Regions from separate parts of the Homo sapiens genome. Here region 2 is linked to region 1. Evidence: read pairs that join two places in POLR2A ChIA-PET (ENCODE). Cell type or tissue: B cell. All regions are shown on one strand. Region 1 has its middle 16 kb from the start of TMEM120B. Region 2 overlaps KDM2B (lysine demethylase 2B).

Region 1 (5,000 bases):
GAGACTCTGTCTGCAAAAAAAAAAAAAAAAAAAAAAAAAAAAAAGGAAGCAATAAAGATAACACCTGTATTAAGATATCATTTACCCCTTTAAGTTGGTTTTAAAAGCAATAATTCAGTGGTTTTTAGTAAATTCATAGGTTATACAACCACTACCATGACCTAACTCCAGGACATTTTCATCATGCTCCCCCAAAAAACCTCATACCCATTAACAGTCACTCCTTTACCATCAGCTCCTGGAAGCCACTAATCTACTTTCTCTATAGAGATTTGCCTATTCTGGCCGGGCACGATGGCTCACGCCTATAATCCCAGCACTGTGGGAGGCCGATATAGGCGGATCATGAGGTCAGGAGATCGAGACCATCCTGGCTAACACGGTGAAACCCTGTCTCTACTAAAAAAAATACAACAAAAATTAGCCGGGCATGGTGGCGGGCGCCTGTAGCCCCAGCTACTCTGGAGGCTGAGGCAGGAGAATGGTGTGAACCCAGGAGGCAGAGCTTGCAGTGAGCCGACATTGCGCCACTGCACTCCAGCCTGGGCGACAGAGCAAGACTCCATCCCAAAAAAAAAAAAAAAAAAAAAAAAAAGATTTGCCTATTCTGGACATTTCATATGAATGGAGTCTTACTATGTATGGTCTTTGGTGACTTTTGTAGAGCTGAATCTCACCATGCTGCCTAGCCTGGTCTCAAACTACTGGGCTCAAGCAATCCTCCAGCCTCAGCCTTTCCCAAAGTGCTGGGATTACGGGCATGAGCCACCATGCCCACCCTCCAATGGCATCCTTTATATTTTTCTTTCTTTTTTTTTTTTTTTGAGACGGAATTTCACTCTTGTTACCCAGGCTGGAGTGCAATGGCACAATCACGGCTCACCGCAACCTCCGCGTCCCAGGTTCAAGCAATTCTCCTGCCTCAGCCTCCCGAGTAGCTGGGATTACAGGCATGCGCCACCACGCCCGGCTAATTTTGTATTTTTAGTAGAGACGGAGTTTCTCCATGTTGGTCAGGCTGGTCTCGAATTCCCGACCTCAGGTGATCTGCCGCCTTGGCCTCCCAAAGTGCTGGGATTACAGGCATGAGCCACCGCGCCCGGCCGGCATCCTTTATAGCAAAGGATCCAATCCAAGATTCTCCATCACATTCAGGTGTCATGTCTCTTTGGCTGCCTGTAATATGAAACAGTTCTTCGATCTTTTTTTTTTTTTTTTTTGTCACCTAGGCTGGAGTGCAGTGGCGCGATCTTGGCTCACTGTAAGCTCCGCCTCCCGGGTTCACACCATTCTCCTGCCTCAGCCTCCGGAGTAGCTGGGACTACAGGTGCCCACCACCGCACCCGGCTAATTTTTTGTATTTTTAGTAGACACGGGGTTTCACTGTGTTAGCCAGGATAGTCTCGATCTCCTGACCTTGTGATACATCCGCCTCGGCCTTCCAAAGTGCTGGGATTTACAGGCATGAGCCACCGCGCCTGGCCTTTTTTTTTTTTTTTTTGAGATGGAGTCTTGCTCTGTTGCCCAGGATAGACAGGATGGAATGTGATGGCATTCCATGATCTTGGCTCACTGCAACCTCCGCCTCCCAGGTCAAGAGATTCTCATGCCTCAGCCTCCTAAATAGCTGGGATTACAGGTGCCCACCACCACACCCAGCTAATTTTTTCCTTTTTTGATAGTGACAGGGTTTCACCATGTTGGCCAGGCTGGTTTCCAACTCCTGACCTCAGGTGATCCACTGGCCTCAGCCTCTTAAAGTGCTGGGATTACAGGCATGAGCCACTGTGCCTGGCCTCCTTATTGTATTTATTTATCCAATCATCACACCTGATACATAACCCATCTCCCATCACTGCCACCACCCTCTTCCCAGTTTTTGCATCCTCCCTCCTGCCCCAAATAAATGTATCTTAATGAAAGGGATGATGAGAATGATTTTTTTGGCTTGGTGTCCAAATTTAAAGTTTTAGCCAACATGGTGAAACCCCATCTCTAGTAAAGATACCAAAATTAGCCGGGCATGGTGCGGGCGCCTGTAATCCCAGCTACTCATGAGGCTGAGGCAGGAGAATCGCTTGACCCCAGGAGGCAGAGTTTGCAGTGAGCCAAGATCACGCCACTGTACTCTAGCCTGGGCAACAGAGCGAGATCCATCTCAAAAAAAATAAAATGAAAGTTTTCCAATGAGGCCCTGTTTACCAGGTTATTTTCTATTATGGCAGATATGGCTGGGAAATTTATAAGAAATGTTTTCCAATGACCAGGTAAAGGGCTGGCTGCTGCTTACGTTTTTGTTTTGATTTGCTTTTTGGGCTACAAGATTAAATCTTATTTTATTCTGCCACCTGCTGGCAACATCTTGAAATTTCTTTCATCTAACAAAAGGCGAAACGTTTGTTGAAGATTTATTAACAAATATTATTTTTCCATTTTTCTCACAATCTGAAAACCTACCACTCAAAGAAAAACTCACTGATATGATTAGATGGTGTAAACATTCATCCTTATTCATCTTTGATAAGGCAAAACATTTGCTTTCCAAATTTTCCACAGTAATAATGTGAAACAGTAATAATCTTTTGTGCATAAAATGTACGGATGTAGGCCGGGCATGGTGGTTCACGCCTGTAATCTCAGCACTTTGGGAGGCCGAGGCGGGTGGATTACAAGGTCAGGAGATCGAGACCATTCTGGCTAACACAGTGAAACCCCGTCTCTACTAAAAATACAAAAAATTAGCCGGGCGTGGTGGTGGGCGCCTGTAGTCCCAGCTACTCGGGAGGCTGAGGCAGGAGAATGGCGTGAACCCGGGAGGTGGAGCTTGCAGTGAGCTGAGATCACGCCACTGCACTCCAGCTTGGGTGACAGAGCGAGACTCCATCTCAAAAAAAAAAAAAAAATGTACAGATGTAATTTAAATAATAATTACAAAGTCAATCTGTGTAACTGACCCAGGTCAAGAAGAAGACATTGCCATCATTCTTTTCTTTTTTTTTTTAGATGGAGTTTTGCCCTTGTTCCCCAGGCTGGAGTACAGTGGCCTGATCTCGGCTCTCTGCAACCTCTGCCTCCAGGGTTCAAAGGATTCTCCTGCTCAGCCTCCCAAGTAGCTGAGATTACAGGCACCCACCACCATGCCCAGCTAATTTTTGTATTTTTGTAGAGATGGTATTTCACCATATTGGCCAGGCTGGTCTCAAACTCCTTACCTCAAGTGATCCTCCCACCTTGGCCTCCCAAGGTGCTGGGATTACAGGTGTGAGCCACTGGGCCTGGCCATGCCATCGCTTTAAATGACCAATGTCCCTCTTCTCCGATCCTGGCTCTCTCTCTCTTCCCCTCAAAGGATTACCCTGACTTTGGGAATAATCATTTGAGTATATACTGCTTTTGTAATCAGAAAATAACTAAAGTATTAATTGTTCAAATTAATCATATAAAAATTTTGATGTGGCGATTTAATCTGGAAATTTACATGGTTATTTCTGCATTTAACAAAGACATCCTGAGTTCAACATCATTAATTATTAGGGAAATGCAAATCGGATCAGAGTGATCTCACTCACTAGAATAGCTAAAGTTAAAAAGACAATCATAAATGTTAAAGATGTGGAGAAATTAAGACCCTCACGTATTACCGATGGGAATGTGAAATGGTGCAGCCACTTCGGAAGACAGTTTGGCAGTTCCTCAAAATATGAAACACCGTTACCATACGACAGAGCGATTCCACTTCTGGGTGTAGCACCAAACGAAATGAAACATTATGTCCACACAAAAACTTGTACACAAATGTTGATACTAGCATTATTCCTAAAAGCCAAAAAGTGGAAACAATGCAAGTGTCCATCCACTGATGAATGAATAAACAAAATGTGATCTACCGCACAATGGAATATGATTCAGCCATCCAACAGAATGATGTATTGACACAGGTTGTCACATGGAAAAACCTTGAAGACATCGTGGGAAGTGAAGGTCGTGCATCACAAAAGACTACATAGGGTATGATTCCACTTATAGGAAATGTCCAGAACAGGCAAATTCAGAGAGACAGAAAGCAGAGAAGTGCTTGCCAGGGGCTGGGGGAGTGGGGAAAGGAAGAGTGACAACTAATGGGTATCAGGTTCCTTTCGAAGTGATGAAAATATTCCAAAAGTAGATAGCGGTAGTGGTCGCACAACCCTGTGAATACCTTAAAAACCACTAGATTAGAATTACATATTATTATATAATTATATATATATATATATATATATATTTTTTTTTTTTTGAGACGGAGTCTTGCTCTGTCATCCAGGCTGAAGTGCAGTGGTGCGATCTCGGCTCACTGCAAGCTCCGCCTCCCAGGTTCGCACCATTCTCCTGCCTCAGCCTCCCAAGTAGCTGGGACTACAGGCGCCCACCACCACGCCTGGCTAATTTTTTATATTTTTAGTAGAGATGGGGTTTCGCCATGTCAGCCAGGATGGTCTCGATCTCCTGACCGCATGATCCACCCGCCTCGGCCTCCCAAAGTGCTGGGATTACAGGCATGAGCCACCGCACCTGGCCTCTTTTTTTCTTTTTTTGAGACAGAATCTCACTCTGTCACCCAGGCTGGAGTGCAGTGGCACGATCTCGGCTCACTGCAACCTCCGCCTCCCAGGTTCAAGTGATTCTTGTGCCTCAGCCTCCTGAATAGCTGGGACTACAGGTGTAAGCCACCATGCCCAGCTAATTTTTGTATCTTTAGTAGAGATGGGGTTTCACCATTTTGGCCAGGATGGTCTCGATCTATTGACCTCGTGATCTGCCCACCTCGGTCTCCCAAAGTGCTGGGAATTACAGGCGTGAGCCACCAGGCCTGGCCTTTTAAAAAATATTTAATTTATTTATTTATTTGAGACAAGGTCTGTCTCTGTCGCCCAGGCTAGAGCACGGTGATGTGATCTCAGTTCACTGTATCCTTGACCTCCCAGGCTCAAGTGATCCTTTTACCTCAACTTCTCGAGTAG
Region 2 (5,000 bases), 140 kb after region 1:
AGGAGCTGTGGATCTTGCCCTTGATGGACTGTGTTTTGGAGAAAAACTAAGTTCTCACCCCTTGGAAATCAAAGCTGGCTGACTTGTCCCCAGACTTTTTTTTTGAGACAGAGTCTCACTCTGTTGCTCAGGCTGGAGTACAGTGACCCCATCTCAGCTCACTGCAACTTCCGCCTCCCAGGTTCAAATGATTCTCCTGGCTCAGCCTCCTGAGTAGCTGGGATTACAGGCTCATACCACCACGCCCGGCTAATTTTTTGTATTTTTAGTAGAGATGGGGTTTTGCCACGTTGGCCAGGCTGGTCTCAAACTCCTGGCCTCAGGTGATCTGTTCGCCTTGGCCTCCCAAAGAGCTGGGATTACAGGCGTGAACTACTGTGCTGGCCAGGCCTTTTTAAAGTTTTTTTTTTCCCCAAGACAGAGTCATGGAAAAAAAGTCACCCATGTTGGAGTGCAGTGGCTTGATCTCGGCTCGCTGCAACCTCTGCCGCCCAGGTTCAAGCTTCTCCTGCCTCAGCCTCCTGAGTAGCTGGGATTATAGGCTCGCACCACCACGCCCGGCTAATTTTTGTATTTTTAGTAGAGACAGGGTTTCGCCATGTTGGCCAGGCTGGTCTCGAACTCCTGACCTCAGGTGATCCGCCTACCTCAGCCTCCCAAAGTGTTGGGATTACAGGCATGAGCCACCGCTCCCGGCCTAAAGTTGGTTTAAAATCATAGACTTTTTCCATTTTAAGCTCGGGAAGGAGTCTTAGAGTTCTTCCAGTCCTGCTTCCCCATTTCACAAATGGGAAAAACTGAGGCCTGTAGACAAATTATTTTTGAGTTGCTCAGATAGTGCTTGGCACATCAGAGTCACATGTAGGTTTGACTTTCAGTGATTGGGAGAACACAATGCTTCCAATAGACCCCCAGAAGAAAAGCAACTTGGGGCTGGACATAGATGGGTGTGGTTCCGGGCACATTGAGTTGGATCTCATGAGAGAGGTCAAGGCCAGAGCGGCAGGTAGGGGAGGCATCCAATTGCCAGGACAGATAGAAATGCAGGGAGAGGGGCCAGGCGCCATGGTGCACCCCTGTAACCCCAGCACTTTGGGAGGCTGAGGCGGGCGTATCACTCGAACTCAGGCCTCACTGCTATTTCAAAACAGTAGAGCAGAGTCGGATTTGAACCTGTGACCAGTGCTCTTGCTAATCAGTGCTACCTGTGTGACACGGATGAGGAACAAAATACAAAACCAGTCCAGAAATGTGAGGATGCTGGAGAAGGTTCCAGAACTGTGATGTGGAAGAGTTCTGTGAGCTCTCGGAAGAGCCGGGCTCTGGGGAGTTTGGGGTCGCGCCCGTGTATGTTTCACATTAGCCTTCAAGATGACTTTCAGCAGCCTCGTCCTGGCCCCGAGCCCGAGGCTTTCGGAGCTGACGGATGGAACCTTCAAAGCAGGGGCCACAGGGCCATGGACTAATTTCCGCAGCTGGAACCTGTTGGATGTGTGTGCAGCCCGGGAGCCAGAACACCGATGATCCTGGGGTGGGTGGGCGGCGGAGGGAGGGAGGCTGCTGGCCTGCCTAGGAACTCCAGGCACTGCCCCATGTGGAAAATTTCTCCTGTAACCCACTGACTTCAGGAACCCGAGAGCCCCAGCAGTGTGGATCCCTTGCAGGTCTGAAGGGACGCTTGTCCCTGTCAGCTGCTCTAGGGATGGCTGCTCCTAAAGGCTGGGAGGGCTGCATTCCATTCTTGGCACTGATCTGTCCCCTCCATCCCTTTAGGCTACCTGCCTCCTCCCCGGTGCCAAACCTCTTGCTTAGAGACTCAGCCTGTGTGCCTGGTTCCCTTTGCTCCTGTGGCAGATCAGACCGGGAGGCTGGAGGGCTCATTCTTCATCTCTCAGCTCAGGCCAAAAGGGACTGGCGGCCCCCGTCTCTTCCTCTGCCCCCACTGCCCCTGCCCCTGCCCACTTTATACATTTAAGGGAAGTGATCCGAGTATTCAGGAACTGAAACTCAGTGCCTCGCCCCTGGGAAAGGACCCAAAAATGCCCCAACCCAGTGAATTTCAAAGGGAAACCCCAGGGATCTAGGTCTGAATTCTGAGCACCCCCCACCCACCTCCTGCATCAGCCTGAGCTGCTTGTTTTGTTTTTATTTATGTGTATTTGGCTGTCATCAAAGCTTCTGTTTGAAGAAGGGGTTCTGTGGTGAAGGAAAGAAAAAGTATAAAGTCAGTTTCTTCCTGCCTTTACACACAAGGCAACTGAGTTCTGGAAATGGGTCAGTCCAGGCTGGGTGAGGTGGCTCATGCCTGTCATCCCAGTGCTTTGGGAGGCTGAGGCAGTAGGATCACTTGAGGCCAGGAGTTTGAGACCAGCCTGGTCTCAAACAGAGTGAAACCCTGTCTCTACAAAAGAAAATAAAGCCAGGCATGGTGACTCATGCCCATAGTCCCAACCTCCTTGGGAGGCTGAGGTCGGAGGATCGCTTGAGCCCAACAGGTCGAGGCTGCAGGGAACCATGATGGCACCATTGCACTCCAGCCTGGGTGATAGAGCGAGACGTCTCCTAAATAAAAACATATAAAAACACAGTGACTCCTTAAAATTATTAAATACCCATTTTCAATGATCAAATTTCTACTTGTTTCATATATATATCATAGATGTTACTCCTTTTTTTTTTTTTTTGAGATGGAGTTTTGCTCTTGTTGCTCAGGCTAGAGTGCAGTGGCACAATCTCAGCTCATCTCAACCTCTGCCTCCCGGGTTTAAGCAGTTCTCCTGCCTCAGCCTTCCGAGTAGCTGGGATTACAGGCATGCGCCACCATGCCTGACTAATTTTGTGTTTTTTTTAGTAGAGACGGAGTTTCTCCATGTTGGTCAGGCTGGTCTCGAACTCCCGACCTCAGGTGATCCTCCTGCCTCGGCCTCCCAAAGTGCTGGGATTACAGGCATGAGCCACTGCACCTGGCCTGGTTGAGCTGCATTTTAAGTCTCTTTCACTCTCTGGATTCTCCCTACATCTCCTGCCTCCCTGGTCCCCTCTGTTGCTATCACCGTGCCACTCTGGGTAGTGTTCTGTCACGTCTGTGTTTCCTGCTGCCCCGTGGGGGCTGGACCCCAGCTGTGTGGCATGAACAGGTGACCTGTCCATTTCTGTTTCCCTGGGGGAGGGGAGGTCCGTGAAGCCCAGGTGCCCAACAGAACTGACTTTCCTTCCTCCTCCCACCACTTCCCCTCCCACCCCTCCCATAGACCTGGAAGTCCAGCTTCCAGGACACCTGGGGAGCTGCTCAGAGCTCCCGGCACACTAAGGAAACTCTTCTTAGAACCAAGCCTCCCGACCTTCTGCTCCTAAGACGGTCACTTGGCCTGCCCAGGCCTCTTGCCTATACGCTTCCCCCTATGACTTCAGCCCCAGCTGCTCCCCACAGCCCTTCCCTGGTCTGAGGCAGGCATACAGCTGAGTTAAGCCAGTCCCTTAAGTCCTGACTCCCTTGCATCAGAGGGCGGAGCAGGCTGAGGTGTAGTCAGCGGGGACCCTGGCTTGGCCCTGGCCTGACTGGGAGTCTTGAACACTGGTCCCAAGTGGCATCTGTGATGTGAAAAGCTGCAAAGTAGCGGAGGCCAAGAGGGTGCCTAGGAGGTGCTGGGGAGGGCGGCGATGGCAGTGGGAGGCATGGTTATTCCTCAGAAAAGGAGGCTGGGTGCCATGGTTCATGCCTGTAATCCCAGCACTTTCAGAGGCTGAGGTGGGCAAATCACTTGAGGTCAGGAATTCGAGACCATCCTGGCCAACATGGCTAAACCCCATCTCTACTAAAAATACAAAAATTAGGCTGGGCGCAGTGTCTCACGCCTGTAATCCCAGCACTTTGGGAGGCCGAGGCGGGCAAATCACTTGACGTCAGGAGTTTGAGACCATCTTGGCCAACATGAGGAAACCCCGTCTCTACAAAAAATACAAAAATTAGCTGGGGCATGGTGGCATGCGCCTGTAGTCCCAGCTACTTGGGAGGCTGAGGCAGGAAAATCGCTTGAACCCAAGAGGCGGAGGCTGCAGTGAGCCGAGATCGCACCACTGTACTCTAGCCTGGGCAACAGAGTGAGACTCCGTCTCAAAAAAAAAAAAAAAAGAAAAAGAAAAGGAAACACAGGCCTTCTCCACACATGTCTGTCCTTCTGTGTTGAGCCGTGCTGTCCCAGGGCTGCTCAGGACCTACCAGGTGATTCCAGGTGGGGCTTCATGGCTTCATCTTTTTTGTTACACGTGCCCACCCAGAACCACCCCCAGGTCAGGTCTTTAGTTCACCTGCCATTTGTCTGTGAAGTCGTGTGTCAGATGCCACACAGAACATAAAAGTAAATAACAGCACTCATTCCTCATGCGACAAAGAGTGAGCTCCTAGCCTGCACCAGTCTCTGTTCTAGAAATCTGGACTAGAGTAGCGATCAAGACAGGCAAGCCTCCTGCCCTCACGGCACTCACAGAGCAGCAGGGTGGAAAGACAAGAAACAAGTAACCAAGAAATACGGTATTTAGGATGAAGTGGTATGAGGTCATCAGTGGGTGACACCTTTCTGTTTGTGAAGCTACTAGGTAAACTGCGATTTCGTTATAGAAGGTGTTGGCCCCGTGATCCGCTTATACCAGGCTCTGGGAGGGAGGCAAGGGGAGGGACCAGCCCTCCCCTGTGTAAATATGTCACATTTATGGAGCCATGTAGGTATACCCAGTCATTCTCTCACTAACCCTTCGATTAGTTTCCTAGGCTGTCATAACAAAGTACCACAAAGTGAGTGGCTTAAAACCACAGAAGTTTATTCTCTCACACTTCTGCAGGCTAGAAGTCCAAAATTAAGGGTGTCTGTAGGGCTACATTTCCCCCTGAAGTCTCTAGGGGCAGGTCCTTCCTTGCCTTCTCTGGCTTCTGGTGGTGGCTGGCAGTGCTTAGTGCGCCTTGGCTTGTAGCTGCGTCACTCTGATCTCTGCCTCCGTCTTCA

Evidence for each region. ChIA-PET counts read pairs that join two places held together with the same protein. Peaks named below come from ENCODE experiments on the same cell type or tissue, not always from the same donor. Only the 100,000 strongest peaks of a DNase experiment are listed, where the experiment ranks them.
Region 2: POLR2A ChIA-PET joins it to region 1 with 15 read pairs; 17 of 35 experiments call an interaction of 5 or more read pairs at or near these places.

The regions. Positions count from the first base shown.
Region 1 is chr12:121,694,637-121,699,636 of GRCh38, reverse strand. No RefSeq gene overlaps it. Among named protein-coding and RNA genes, the nearest start is that of TMEM120B, 16 kb to the left of the region's middle. In B cell, a CTCF peak has its summit at 2,347 (motif pointing left); a DNase peak (open chromatin) is centred at 2,336.
Region 2 is chr12:121,557,588-121,562,587 of GRCh38, reverse strand. The region is part of intron 4 of KDM2B (lysine demethylase 2B); the gene reads left to right. Among named protein-coding and RNA genes, the nearest start is that of KDM2B-DT, 20 kb to the left of the region's middle. In B cell, no CTCF peak of the experiment used is centred here; DNase peaks (open chromatin) are centred at 2,017, 4,752 and 4,915; H3K27ac peaks cover 2,017 bases.